2 separate regions of the Homo sapiens genome follow, and region 2 is linked to region 1. The links are chromatin contacts, found by Hi-C or POLR2A ChIA-PET in ENCODE. All regions are on one chromosome and are shown on one strand. Each heading gives the region's core, a stretch centred on a gene start or an enhancer-like site at or near the end of the contact. The rest is flanking DNA. Distances are from core to core; before and after follow the strand shown. Region 1 overlaps FHIT (fragile histidine triad diadenosine triphosphatase). Region 2 overlaps LOC105377114 (a long non-coding RNA gene).

Region 1 (7,671 bases), core at 2,942-5,441:
AGTATGATTGCAGCAGAGTGCTAAGCATTTGCTATATATCCCATCTTATTTCATTCTCCCTAGAAAGAATGTGATAGGAATTATTAAGCTCTTAGGAAAGGTGAGTAAATGAAGCTCAGATATGTTGCCTATAATTATTGCTTATAATTAGGATCTCAGATCTGTCAAATTCCTAAGCTAATGACTTCTCCATTATTTTATGTAGATGGGCTACCTGTCCATATTAGATAATTTTATTTTTATCACGTTGAGGGGAATTAGAGAAAAACTTGCTAAAAGCTAAGCATCTAACTTAGGGCTTGCCACAGAAGAGATAGTCAGTAACTGCTATATATGATGATGAGGAGGAGCAGGATGATAATGATTGTGATGGTGATGGTGATGGTACTGGTGATGGTGATGGTGATGGTGACAATGATAATTATGGCAGCGGTGACAAATGATGGTGGTAATAGTGATGATAAGAACCACCCTACTTTAACCTAGGAGCAAAGAACTTCTGCAACAGACACGAAGAATTCCTTAAATAAGGTTTCAGTATATAGTTGAAGTAGTGGAACTGATAAATATTTGTTAATCCTGGTCCCTCAATCCAAGAAGAAGCTTTTTCAGAGCAGGCTGTGTGGTGCATGGCTGGGCCACTATGAATTTCGGTTTCCCTGTGTGTGAAACGCAATAATTATATATGTGGTGCCTAGAGCTGATGTGAAGAATGAAAGGAATGCATTTAGAACACTTGGAACAGCCTGGAGCACAGCGAACACTAGGTCAAGATAGCCACTTACTGTCGGGGAGGTTAGTTCCAACATGGCTGGGCTCTCAGCAAGTCTTCTTTTGAGGAAAGGACCCAGAAGTGGAAATGGCCCCTCTCCTTACTAGCTGTGTCCTCACCCACTCCACTCATCTACACAGTTTAGAATCTGAGGGTGAAAGAAGGAAGAGCAGGCAAGGGAAGGCAGCAGTGGAAAACAGCTCTTGGGTGGTAAGTAGGGAGCAGGAAGAGCAGTTACCACCATGCTTAAAACAAGGTTTTTAAAAAAAAAAAATTGCCTGAAGTCACATTTGAAAATAAAGAGCTTGGTAAACATGCTGATGGCAAAGAGAACTTGTAAAACAGTTTCACTTGAAAAAGGCCAAGGTTAATGGTATAATTTCAATTTTGAACCTTCTTTTAATATGGATTAGTGCTCTCAAATATGGGATTTGACATTAAGATGCCAAAAGAAGACTCAGAAGGTAACCTCAAGCAGTATTTTTTAAGGAAATTTCTTCCTTTTATCATTTGAACGCAGCTGAACAAAAACGTTATTAAAAATTATTCTGTCATAAAAACAGCAACATCAATGACCATAACAAATGCTAAAAAGCAAAATTATCCATGAAATTAAAAATATTTCACGAATCCAAGGTGAGAAATATTTTAGGGATGACACTTGGCACTTGAGATTTATGTAATGAGACATTACCAACTTTTATGTATAAAATTTCCTTTCTGAAAAAAAAGTATGAAAAATCAAAAGAAGGCACCAAAAAAGTCCCCCACTGATTTGGAAAACATATTCTTTTTTTTTTTTTTTTACAATTAACTGCATTTGGAGAACTGCATCACACTTTTAAATAAAATATACATAACACATTTTCTCTTTATAGAAAAACCTTTACAAACCCTTAAGTTTGCTGAATTACTGCTGAAAAAGTATTTTTGAAATAAAATATACAGAATGAATAAAGCATCTTTACTCCATTCTTCGGAAATTATCTAGATACAAATATATACATGGCTAAGTTCAAAAACTTACATAGTAGAAAGTTTAATAATTTGATCTATAATATTAAGCTGTTGATACTTTCGATTGGAAAGAAGGAGGGGAAATAGTGAAAGAAAAATTAACCACAGAATATATTCTTTGCAGTTTGAGATATAAAATGTTTTATCATTTACATTAATGTGCATAACATTTTAATATTAATTGTTGCCTCTTTCATCTTGCTGTCTTATTTTTTAAAAGCTTATCATAGAAAAGTCTCTATATGAAATTGTTCATCCAAACAGATAAAAAGTTGGAATTATAACTGGGCCAATGAAATGTTGTTGTTTTGTATTTTATTGCTTTGCTTCTTCTTTAGTAATCATCTTTGCAGTCTGTCTAAACAATTCTCTGTGCACTGACATTTGCAATAATGTGTTTACATCACAAAGTTAGACCCTGTCATTCGATGGAACAAGAGGCTGTATTTTGTAGCCCCCAGACACTCTGCATAACTTACTCCCTCTTTGGCCTGAGAGTGTAATCGTTTTTTCATCTGCCATGTTTAATTACCTTTACAGGCATTAACAACAGTTTACTAGAAATCGATGGAGGAGCAATAAATTCATTAGGTTCAGTGGAGGTAAGAAGTTTCATATTCTTTTTCTCAGGTGAATACCTATTTGAGAACTACTAACTTCATCTTCCATAAACCTAAAAAATATAATATATGATTTTCATCTGTCTACCAGTTCTTAATCTCCTACCAAAGATGGAGTCACAACACAAAATCAGGAGTCAATAGTTACAATGCTTTCTCACTCTGACACAAAATTGTGTAACTTGAAGGAAACGTGGGTTCCCTTATGCATGCAAATGCCCTATGCGACTACAGAATGTGTTCCCTACACTTCAGAAGCTGTTGATGTTCCACTCAGATCTCTGTAGGATCCCTTTTACCAGTTTGGTGTCCCATTCCTCCCTACAGGTGTTGCTGCCCATCTTCTCCAAAGAATTGCCCTTGAGTGACCAGAGCAACACCCAGAGGTTCTGGGGAGATATATCACTAAATTCGGCCCCCACCCAGGGTCCATAGCTAAAGACTGAATGGTGGGAAGGGAAGGTACAAAAGTCTACACTCCTGTCTCAAGGCAGAACTGACCCTGTAGTATGTTTCATGCTCCCAAGACTCCCCATGTGATCAGGTTAATTTCACCTGAAACCACAACCTTGGTAGCTTCTTCCACTTCCTTATACTAATTCCCTCACTCCCTTCCTGGTTTCTCCCAAGAGCCCTCTCTTACTAATCACCTGCACACCCATCTCCAGTTCTAGGGAATTCAACCAAAGACCCTGTAGAAGCAAACATTACAGAACAGACAGGCATACAAATGGTTTTCCAGTTTTTGCAGGTAATCAATATCTCAGCCATTTTAAAAGGTACTGTCCACAGTGTTTTATAAGCACAAGTTGGGGATGGAGGGGAATCACATGCCTGTTATGTAATTGTGTGAAAAGAAGTTCCTAAGATCTACAAAGTCACATCATTTGCAGAAGTCACTAACTGATTCCTGCTCCAGGGAAGGCTGCAGTTGGCAAGGGCTGCCCTTCTTGGCAGGTGTCAGGCAGGGCTCTGCACTACAATTCTCCCTGCATTGGGAGAACAAAAGGAGTCTGGGGCTAGGAAGAAAAAAAAAAATGACAAGCGAAGCATTAAACTACAAACAGCTCTTTGAAGCCTCCCTGATAGAGGTGGTTGTGTTTGTGCAACAGTTATTGGGTTGAGTCTAATAATGAAAGGACAGATCACCACTTACTCTGTGATGTCAGTAATGAAAGCTATCAAAACTAAGCCTGAGTGGGCCTGACTGTCACCCTGTAAATCTAACGTGGACAGCTTAATGAGGGAGGGACATTATCTTTTCTCACACTCCAATTTTACTCACATAAGAAATGTGGCCCACATTGGCAATTAACTTGAGAGATTAATTAAATCCAATAACAAGTTCAGTTCCCTCCATAGTGCATTCTGATATCATGTGAAGGCACCAACATGCTATGGGCACTTAGCACATGTTAAAAAATAATGGAACTAATTTGGGCTTTTTGTGTGTGTGTGTGTGCGGAAAACTGGCAGCTAACCGCCTCAGTAAATTAATTCCACAAACTGATACAGCTACTCGATAGTTCACACAGTCTTATTTCCAAACTCTGCTTTATTATCCTGAAACTCCCAAGAAACATTGCCCAATAATTGTGTTTCTTCCCTCAGCAATTTTACTCACCAGTAGTATTTAACATATTTTATTGGGCCCTCTGAAGAATAAGGAGGCAGCCATTCAGACAAAACATAAACTCTGCCCCAGCTTAAGAAGCAATAGACTGGGTCCCATTGTGTCTCTTTCAAAACAACGGCTGACACTGACAAGGAACAGGAAGAGCAGCAGGGGTGCAGGCATGAGCTTCACTTAGCGTCAGAAGGCCACGTGATATATGTTCTGGTTCTCTTTCTTTTGGGTTCCCTAATTCGTCCTTAGTTCCTGTTTTTGTGTTTTCTTCTCTGAAACGGTAAAGTGCTTTCCTCCACTACCATATATGAAATTTGATCTTAAGAAATAGGAGTCTTCAAATTTGACCAATTGGCCAAATGGTTATTAAACTGATGCCTTAGTGAAAGTCAATGAAATTGTTTTTTAACTGGTTGCTGTAAAATCATATTCCTATAATACAGATCAAATTCATATACTAGAGTTATTATATAGATACTACATAATAATAATGCCTACTCCTGCCCCACTGCTCCCAAATCAACCTACTCAAAGAAGTGCTTCCTAACAATCTCACTACCAAGGACTCCTTTTATTATGATTTGAGAATGGAGTACATGTTTGAAAATATTTCATCTATCCAAGATTAACGATTAATTCATTTCCTTTTTGGTATTATTAAGAAAAATACATATCCTGTCTGATGGAACTTCTAATAAATAAATAATGAAATTACAACATGAAGGTAACCTAATCTTTGACAAAAATGGGAAATATAATATTTGGGTAGCCTTTCATAGTTACTGTGGTTACAAATACCCTTTAGGAAATAACGAAAAGAGCTTGAAGGTTTCTTTTCTATTTTGGAGAGAATTCTATGACAAGGTGATATTTTAGACCTACCCTAATAGTCACTAGTGCAGAAGATTTACATTAACAATCTTTCATACAGCCAGAAGTTTCATCTACCTAAGTGGCACCTTGAAACTAGAAAGAGATGGTAAATAACAACAAGCCTCAATGTTCTAAGAATAATCACATCACCTGAAGCATGGTATCTCTGCGCATATCTTCAATTATTACCAAAAATGTCTATGCTATAAATATACTTGATGACAAAGCATTCCTACACTTGATTACCAAAAAAAAAAAAAGTAAATGGTAAACAACTGATTGAATTTATTGGATCTGGGGTGATCTTATATTTGTATCAAACTGTAAATACATTTAACTCAACTGATCCAATATTAGCCCATTAGTCCATATTTTCCACTTAGGGTATTATTGCAGACCTACTGATAATCATAATGGCTAACAATATTAAGCTCTTACAAAATGCTTTACATGCATTCATTCATTTATGTGACTCAACAATCCCATGTAATAAGTACTATTACCATTGTCATTTTACAGATGACAAAACTAATGTTTAGAAAGGTTAAGTAACATGCACAGCCACACAGCATCTGGGTTTATCTGCTGCTTGGTAAATCTGGACTAAACAACCAACAGGGATCAGGCTTGATATTCTGTTCCACCTGATGGCCAAGGAAGATACTGTGCAAATGCCTGCACATTTGTCCTTAGACTACAAGCTTTCTTTCAGTCCTGTCAGCATTGACACTGCCAATATTTTAAGAAATGTATTTAAAGTCCCTTCTGATATTTCTTATATCACCAGCTAAACTGCACACAAAATAAGTTAATTGGTTCTAAGGTTTACCTAAATATTTCTCATTGTAGCAGAATTGTGGAAGGAGAAGTAGATAATATCAAGAGTTGACTGTTCCATGTTTTATAGAAAGTAAGAGTCAGAAAAAATATAACCTAAATAATTCCATTGAACTCTCAGTATATGTAGGAGTAATGGCATAATGATATATTGTTGTTATAATTATAGGTAAAAGATAAATTCTTGGAAAATAATTTTAATTCACATTCTCTAACATGAGAAATTTCTCTTCACTTAAGGTAAACTTCGAATGTTTCCTTTCTTTCCACAAGGTGGAAATCTTGAAGTAATGGGCTACTGAAAAACCAGAGAAATTATATGCACTGACTTACTTATTCATTCTTAATTTTAGATTATAAAAGTTTTCTTGTGTAGCTTAGAGAATTTTCCAAATCCTTTATAACTGTGGTTGTGGAATTCCACAATGTTGAACCTGAATAGATTCCTATTTATGACAAGTTACAAATTTCATTGTAGAAACGTAGGTGCAAAAGACATAGATTCCAAAGATTTACCACTTTCAGTATCAAATAATTTACCTTTCATTTTTAGCTTGCTCTCACATAAAAATTGATCCAAAATGCTGTTTTAGGAAGAAACCAGCCCTCATAAATTCTTGATGAATCCAGATCACCAATATGAATATCAGTTATTGAAATCCTCAGAACATATATGAAGGGGATTAACACTAATCATCAACACACTAAATGGCCCTAACTTAGGCTGTTACGTACCTTCATTCTTCTGCTTTATACAGTCTATAACTGTATAAAGTCTTCCAACTGGAGTTCATGGAATCAGATATTCTTAAAAGAATACATTTCAAGATCCTCAACTTTTTTCCTAAAATTGATATGTCTGAAAATGTATCTGCAGTAAGGGTATCATGGGGATGACAATTTCTGTTTAAAGATCTCGCCTTTTCATCTGCAAACAATTGTCAAAGAATACATTGCTCCTGAGAAAAAAGTCCCATGAGAGCAAAGCAAAATGGGAATCTGTAAAAAATACAATGGCGATGGTGTCTTATTTCTCTCAGGAGCAGACTCACTGCAAACCTCCTCACCATATCAGCCAATCTATTTCAGACTGAGAACTCAGAAGTGAAATGACAGGCATGGGAAGGACCACAAGGAAGTTTAATTGAATGTGAAAACCCAAGTTGAAAGAAAGTAGGCCTGACCTAGCTGATTGATTCAGCAAATAAGTTTTTCAAAATAAACTATAAAGTGGACATTTTTCATAAAGCTAATGAGTTAAATCTGCAGTTCCAAGGCTTGGAGGAAATACACTACTCAAAGAATGTACTAAGCAAGAGAATCTTGTCCAAAAATTAAAAATCATATTTGCAGAGGTATACTGAAATTTGGAATATTTCAGTTTTCCCACCTCTGAGTCTATCAGATTCAATATGGCACCTCTAAGAGAAAGAGGAATAGGTATAATTAATGGGCATTTGAGAAGCTTTGGTAAGCCTTTGGTGTACTTCCCAGGAAAAAGAGAAATTGAATATCTTGAGTGACTGAGCAACAAATTCTTTTTCAAGACAGTTTTTCTCTCAATAAAATTGAAGTAGAACTAATTGAGTTGTCAGAGGATGAATCATAAAAAAAAATTTGATGAGAAATTACTATATGATTTTTGGCATAAAACTGGCAAGAAGTTTTAAAAAATTCAATGACATAAAAATACCTCCAATCTCATCTGCTTATGTATGTGAGAAAGATTTCTCAATGCTTATATCTAGAAAACTGAAAAATTGGGATTGTGCTAAATCCTGTTTTGTTTTGAAACAAATAATATTTGACTTGATATAGGAATGAATTAAAAAATCAAAAAAAGCCCTGACAATCTCATTATTAGGTGAGGTTTCAATAATTTTAACTTTTATATTTAATAATTGTTAATATATAAAAAATATAAG
Region 2 (7,671 bases), core at 3,005-5,504, 350 kb after region 1:
CCACCACACCTGGCCAGCAAATTTTTTAAAGTTTTGTAGAGACAAGGTCTCACTATGTTGCCCAGGCTGGTCTTGAACTCCTGGCCTCCAGCAGTCCTCCTGCCTCAGCCTCCCAAAGTGCTAGAATTGCAGGTGTGAGTGACCTCAACTGGCCAGAGCTTAAATTATTGATGATTATTGATCGGAGACTTCACCTCTTTTCTAACGTAAGCAGTAGCACTATAAATTTTCCTCTTAGCACTGCTTTTGCTGTGACCTATAAATTTTGATATGTTGTATTTTCATTAAGTTCAGTGTATTTTTTTATTTCCCTTGAGACATCCTCTTCGACCCAAAGATGATTTAGAAATATGTTGTTTATTTCCCAAAGTGTTCGGAGATTTTTCTGTTATCTTTCTCATATTGGTCTGATTCTACCGTGGTCAAAGATCACCTTCCACATGGTTTCAGTTCTTTAAAATTTGTTGAGGTTTGCTTTGTGGTTCATGATGTGGTTTGTCTTAGTATGTGTACTGTGGGCACTTGAAAGGAATGTGTATTCTGCTGTTGCTGGGTACAGTGTTCTATAAATGTCTGTTAGATTCTGTTAGTGGGTGGTGTTAAGAGTTCTTCTATATCTTTCTGATTTTCTGTCGAGTTATTCTATCATTTGAGAGAGCGGTGTTGGCATTTTCAACGTAATTGTGGATTTGTCTATTTTATCTTTTAGCTCTATCATTTTTGCTTTACATATTTTGCAGCCCTGTCATTTGGCATCTCCATTACAGCCTGGCAAAGACAGGACCCAAGGCTTCCCACTCAAGCTTTGCTGGTGGGAGTAGGGGTAGAAATGGGACAATAATTTTTCTATGGGATTTGGCTACTGTCACAGTTATTTTCTAAAGTTTTCTGTCTTGCAAGGCTGCCCATTTCCAGGTCCTTTGATTCAAGAGAGCAGGCTCTTTTTGGGGCTTGTTTATCTTCACCCATTGTCAGCTTTGGGTTGCCAGTTTCTCCAGTATCCAGTCTCACATATATGAAGCAAAAAGGAAACCTGGGAGACCCACCACCATCATTTGCATCCTGATGTCCGTAGCCAGTCTGCCTTCTTTTCTCTACCTTTCAGTCTTCTTATGTGTTTTAAATATAATGTACAGGACTTTTAGTTCTACTTAGCAGAAAAAATATGGTAAAGTGTGTCTATTCCATCTTCCTAGAAGCAGACGTCTTTATGTCAGGCAGTTTTACAAAGAAAATTTAATACAGGGAACTAGTTACAAAAGGTTGGATGAACAGAAAAGCCAAATGGCACAGCGAGGCAAAGCAAAAATTTAATAGCAGAAAGTGGCTATTACCGTAGGATCAGGGCAGACAAAGAGTGAGTGTCGTTAACAGACCCCAGAAGCTAGAGCCGCCCAATGAGAGATTGGACCAAAGAGGGAGGAACCGTACCACTGAGAGTTTGAATCATGAAGGACAGGCAGCCAATAATGGACTCCTACCCCTTTTCCCACCGCAGGTAGAAAGAAAGAGAAAAAAAAATACCCGGTTTCTCCTCTCCTCTCTCCCTTCAGTTGCCTTCCAGTGCCTTTCAATGGCCAAACCAGTCAAAAGTCACTTGGCAAGGGAGTCAGGGAAATGCCATTGGCAGGGCCCAGCTTCCTGGCCACCAAGCAGAGCAGGGGGAAGTGGGGAACAGGTCTGAGTGGAAACAGGCAGATGATGGGCACAGGATTAATAGTTATTTTAGAGTTGCTGTGGATTTGGAGTCAGAAATCCCTAACAAAACATGGGATAACAGCACAAATATAGTAAAAATGTCAGAGGCCACAGGAAAATAACATTATTGGGTGTCCCAGTGGGTGTTTGGAATAAAAGATCAGCCTGCCACACTCCAAAATACCCAAGTAATTTTCCTAAAATCCATCCACTTTCCTCTAGCTATAACTATCTAGTTTGAAAGATAATAAGCCCAAAATGTTTGTTCTTGTAACTGTACTCTTTAGACACCAATGTTCTCATAATTGAGGGAAAAATAATCCTAAATGTATTAGGTGTGTTTTCCTCAGTAATTCTTCTTCATGGGGATGGATTCTTTGTGATGTGTCTTCATTCATCAGTGAAAGCAATTGCCTGCACAGTCGTTTCCATGTACAGTACTCAGGTGATCTGAGTAGAAGTTGGCTGTGCTTCCTCTTTTAGATGGAGAAACAAACTTGAATAGCCCACTACAAGCTGGGTGCGGTGGCTCACACCTGTAATCTCAGCGCTTTGGGATGCCAAGGCAGGAGGATTGCCTGAAGGAAGGAGACCTGCCTGGGAAACATAGTGAGACTCCATCTCTAAAAAATATTGTTTTTTAAAAAAATTAGCTGGGTGCTAATTAATTAGGTGGTGTGCAAGCCTGTAGTCCCAGCTATGTGGGAGACTGAGGCACGTGGATTCCTTGAGCCCAGGAGGGTGACACTGCAATGATCTATGATCACACTGCTACCCTCCAACCTGGGTGAAAAAAAGAGCACTACAAAAATGTTATTTGAACAGGGGAAAAGGTCAACACTACTACAAATAGATGTTCCATGCCTAGAAGTCCCATGAATAGATGAATGCACAGAGAAGATCAACAGGCTTCAGAGGAACACTACACTGCATCAATGATGCTAATTTGGTGGCAACCCATGTGAAATTTCTGATACATTGGAAAGGGGCTGGCAGAAAGTTTCAGTTGGCAGACTCTGTGAAATTAACAACAAAGAATGATGAATGGAAGAACTTAAGTATTTTAAAGAATGCTTTCAAAGAATCCATTTTAATAAACAATCACTGTATTCATCAAAATTCTTATCCTTTTACTGTATTTTGGAAACCTATTTTTAAACCTGAGAGGATTAAATCAATATTTCTATAAAAATATTTTATAACTCAGCTTTGTTAGTATACTTCTCTCAATGGTATAGGAAGTTAGCTCTACACCGTATGAAGGAGTTTATGTACAAGACAAATGAAGCTATGTCTACTCTCTAAAGTGAATAACTTCTTTGATTGACAGTTTTTTCCTAATTAGCACAGCAAACTATAGCTGACCGTACTAGTGTCGGAAGCCCAGCACAATAAATTATCCTTCAATTGTCATTCAAAACAAAGTTCAAGAAAGAACTAAACATCAGGCAGCAGGGAAAAAACACACAGAGTACGCATGGTTTATTAATAATGTACGAGGATGGCCAGCACAGTACTTGAATGAGATGGGGGTGACAAAAGTCAATTAAAATCTTGAGACGGTTTTTTTGAGATATGGAATATTAATTAGAGAAAGCAACTGCAGAATTGCCTGGCAGAACCAGGCACACATTTGAAATCTTGTTTGTAGTTCAAGAAGCCATTTTTTAAAGAGTCCTTGAGAGACTGAAAAGATGCATCTAGAAAAAAAGCAATTAAAATAATTCGGAGCTGGAAGACGTTAGGTCAACTTGGCATGTGTAATGCAAAAGGATACAGTGGTCAGCACGGCGCTGCAGGAAACCTACTAGGACAGCTACTTCCGTGGGACTCTTTAGTGTTTTTATTTATATTTTTTTCTGACAAAGACCACTTTAAAAACACAAATGGGAGAAAGGCAGTTACAAGTGTGTAGTGTTGTGAACTATTATGAATCGCCTATTTCAAGCATAAGTGAAAGAAAAGCCATTTCTGCTCTGGTTAAACAAATCATATTTGTCTACAATAGGATTAGAGATGCAACAGACTGGAGAGTTTGGCTCTGTTTCTGGGACAGGGGAGATATCCATCTACCCTGAAAAAAAAAAATAACTAACATCTTTTGAGAGCCTTGTGTACCAGACACTATATAGTATGCTTTCTAATGGTTTATTTCCTACAGAAAGTATGCTACATGAAGGCAGGGAAATTTGCTGGTTTTGAACTATCATATCCTCCATGGCTGGCACATAGTAGGCACTCAACAAATATTTTACCAATGAAGGGTGCTTCTCTAATGGTTGGATTTGTTATGCCTGTTTTCCTCTTATAATGAAATATGATAAAAATTGGGGTTTACTTCCTCTTAGTGTTCATGCTCTTGTGCCCTTGAGGGCAAACTAGACCTAGTGGCCCACTTCTAATGAATAAAATATATGAAAATGATGGAATGTCACCACTGAGATTAGGTTAAAAAATGACTGGGAGTTCTGCCTGGCTGTCTGTTGCTCTCCCACTTGCTCTTTCTGATGGAAGCCAGCTGCCCTATGAAGAGGCTCATGTGCCAGGAAACTGAAAGAGGCCTCTGGCCAACAGCCAGTGAGGAACTGAGAGTCTCAGTCTGACGGCCCATGAGGAACTGGACCCTGACAACAACCATGCGAGAGAGGTCAGAAGACTCTCCAGCCCCAGTTGAACCTTGAGATTACTACAGCCCTGGCCATGTAATCTTGTGAGAGATCCTAAGCCAGAATTACCCATCCAATCTGTTCCTAGATTTCAGACACACAGAAACTATGAGATAATAAATATTTGTTGTTTTAAACTGCTAAACTTGAGGGTAATTTGTCATACAGCCAGAGATAACTAATATATACATCTACGTAAAAGTGTTTATTTTTAAGTTGTTGGGGTATTCTTTTTTCAAATGGCATTGTAATTTTCTACTTTCTGCTCTTACAGCATGTACTAGTGTTTTTCAAAAAATAACCCTGGTTTGGCAGTGTGGTAACAGCTGCTTCTTCCATGTCTAATGGATGGCAGTAACGTTTCAACTGAAAATTTATTTTCTCATTCTAAAGTGTTACCTTAGCATATTGACAGTAGGAGCCTTACACAGTTCCAGGAAAATCATAATTAAGTCAAAGTTCTAAAAAATACTTTAAAATCCATTAGATTTATTCAACACAGCATTCTACATGTCATAATGACACTAAGTGCTAAAATTAATCTCTAGACACCTTCCTATTGAAGTTAAATGGGCTCTCTTTATCTAGTTCCTTCTACAGCTCATGACATCTATATGTTGGGTTTTTATAATATATAGTAGCCAGACAAATAGCCATACAAATGAGTCCTGTGAATTCACACTAATTCATCATTTTGATCAAAACACAGTTAACCACTGGTTATCTGGCCCCCAAATTCCAGTGATATCTATACATTATACCTTATTTTTGCACTACCAATGTATAAACTCTTAAATTCTGTAAGATACATCTAATGCTATCGTGCAGCCAAAATAACTTATTCTTTGAAAGTTGAAGGGTCTTATGAGTTACCATTATGTATAGCAAGTATTATTCTAATCAATTAATGTGGACTTCTTATCATGTAGCTTTATCCTGGCCCTTTTTCTTGTCTTCCCCTAGACTGTAGGTCTTCTGTTCTACCACTGAAGAGGACCTGACATACAATGAATACTCAGATATATATATCTAATAAACTAATACATAAATTCTATGCTTGTTTTTTCATTCAAAGATACTTTAGCATGGTCCTAGCCCTCAAAGATGGATAAAGGAGAGGAAGAAATACACACATAATCATAATGGAAGACAGTAATAGTAATCATAATTACTTAAGAAAGTATGTCAAATGATACTGGGTATTTATTTTTAAATATGCAGATCCCTGGGCCCCAGCCTTCAACTGAACGTTTAATGTAACATTAAATGCTTACATTTAACTTGGCTTAAGAACCATGGACTAGATCAGAGGTTGGCAAACTTTTTCTATAAATGTCTAGGTAGAAAATGTTTTGGGCTTTGCAGACCAACATAATCTCTGCTGCAACTAAACTCTGCCATTGTAATGCAAAAGCTGCTGTAGTTAATACATAAATAAATGGATATGACCGTGTTCCAATAAAACTTTACAAATGGACATTGACATTTTAAGTTTTTAATTTCTTATAATTTTCACACATCATGAAATACTATTCTTCTTCTGATTTTTTCTCAACTATATAAAACTATAATAACCATTCTTGGCTTTTGAGGGGCACAAAACCAGACAGCTGGCCAGATTTGGCCTGCAGGCCATAGTTGGGCAGTCTTTGGCATAAATGAAAGAGCATGGACTCTGGAATCTTCTTGACCTGAGTTTGTATTCCAGCTCTGCTCTTTATTAGCTGGTGACTTGAGCAAGCTACTTACCCTATGAGAGCCTGTTTCTTTTTTACCCAAGACAAAGAGAGATTTCAGTTATACCTACTTCATCCATGAGGTGGCAAGACACTTGAAGACCAAAAAAAAAAAAAAAAAAAAAAAAGAGGGTGTGGGTACAGGCTAAAAAGCCTGTGTGCTAAAACAATAATCATGCTATTTGAACTACCATAGTAAACATGTTTTCTTTTTACATGCCAATCAGGGAACTAATTTGGACATGGATTTAATTAAATGCAGTTGGCTGCATCACTAATATACTCTCTCTCCATCATATTCTATTACACAGTAGTCACTTCGTTTTGGGATTTGTTATTGTAATGTGATGAGACCTCACCATAACGTGTCATGGAGTGCACCAGGCAGCATCTTTTATTTTTATATGACTAGGTTTTAATGGGATTTTACAATTTAGCTCTAGGATGTCTAGCCTGCCAAATCATTCAGCAAATGCTAAGAAAATTGTCTTAACTAGCATGCTGCAAGTAAATGCTTCGATTTAATACATCATAAAAATAATAAAAAGAGAAAAATAAAACAGATAGGAAAAAGGGAAAAAATCATTTTGGAGAAAAGCCTGGCTTTCTCCTGAATTAAGATTTTAGGAAACAAAGTTTACATTTTATTTTTGACAGATGTTATAGCTACTGTGATTATGATTTCCCAACACCAGCACCCAAAAGAAGACACATTTTTAGTTTAATCACATTTACTTTATACTGTGCCTGACAAGTGTTCATTCATCCAGCCTCATTTCAGCAACTTGTCTCTGAAAAAGGAAAGTCTTAAAAGAACAATGCCTTAACCCAAAAGAATGAACATCTAAATGATAGAATAAAATGCATTAAACTAGAGGCAAGTAACTAGCGGTGGGGGCAGTGGAGCAGCAGAGTTACATAGATAGAAAACAAACATACCTCTCTTATTTGCAGGACCCAGAGAAAGAATATAAATTGTGACCACATAACGTGTCAAATATTTAGAAGTTAGAAATCCATTTAAATCCCACTCAAGGCCTTGCAGTCAATATCTGAAAATAGTCCTCCAGCCTGAATGTTAAAAGCCTGCTAGACTGCTTGGTAGCACAAATATGCTGGGCAGGACAGGATAGAAGACGGACCTGGGCTCAGGCCCAGGACTTCTGGGTACTGACTGCACTAAAAACTGTTAGAACTCATAATCAAGTTCAGCACGGTTGCAAGATGCAAGATCAATATACAAAAATCAACTGTATTTCTAGACGTTAGTAATAATTCAAAACCAAATTCAAGAAAACAACTGCATTTATAATAGCACCGAAAAGAGTAAAATACTTAGACACAAATTTAATGAAAGAAATCCAAAATGAAAACTCTGATTTTGAAAACTTTTTTTTAAAGAACTCAAAGCCTAAATAAATAGACAAATATTCTATGTTCATGGATTGGAAGATTTAATATTATTAAGATGGCACTACTCCCCAAATTGATCTACAGATTCAACACAATTACTATGAGAATCCTAGCTAGATTTTTTAGCAGAAATTTGCAAGCTGATCCTAAAATTCATA

What was found. A loop is a pair of places that touch in the nucleus more often than their neighbours do. ChIA-PET counts read pairs that join two places held with the same protein, here RNA polymerase II (POLR2A). Pooled maps may share reads with other maps.
Region 2: a loop to region 1 is called in a pooled map, with 2.3 times the contacts of the local background. The contact joins two enhancer-like sites. A Hi-C loop is called at or near these places in 1 of 168 maps with a recorded cell type or tissue (dorsolateral prefrontal cortex), 1 of 37 single-sample maps with no recorded cell type and 2 of 50 pooled maps. POLR2A ChIA-PET finds 5 or more read pairs at or near these places in 1 of 52 experiments (WTC11).

Annotation. Positions count from the first base shown.
Region 1 is chr3:61,005,045-61,012,715 of GRCh38, forward strand. All of the region lies in intron 3 of FHIT (fragile histidine triad diadenosine triphosphatase), which reads right to left. Among named protein-coding and RNA genes, the nearest start is that of FHIT, 240 kb to the right of the region's middle. Within about 2 kb of position 4,192, at least 2 of the 41 ENCODE cell types and tissues checked have a DNase peak (open chromatin) inside an H3K27ac peak, as active enhancers do.
Region 2 is chr3:61,354,342-61,362,012 of GRCh38, forward strand. The region is part of intron 3 of LOC105377114 (a long non-coding RNA gene); the gene reads right to left. Among named protein-coding and RNA genes, the nearest start is that of FHIT, 110 kb to the left of the region's middle. Within about 2 kb of position 4,255, at least 2 of the 41 ENCODE cell types and tissues checked have a DNase peak (open chromatin) inside an H3K27ac peak, as active enhancers do.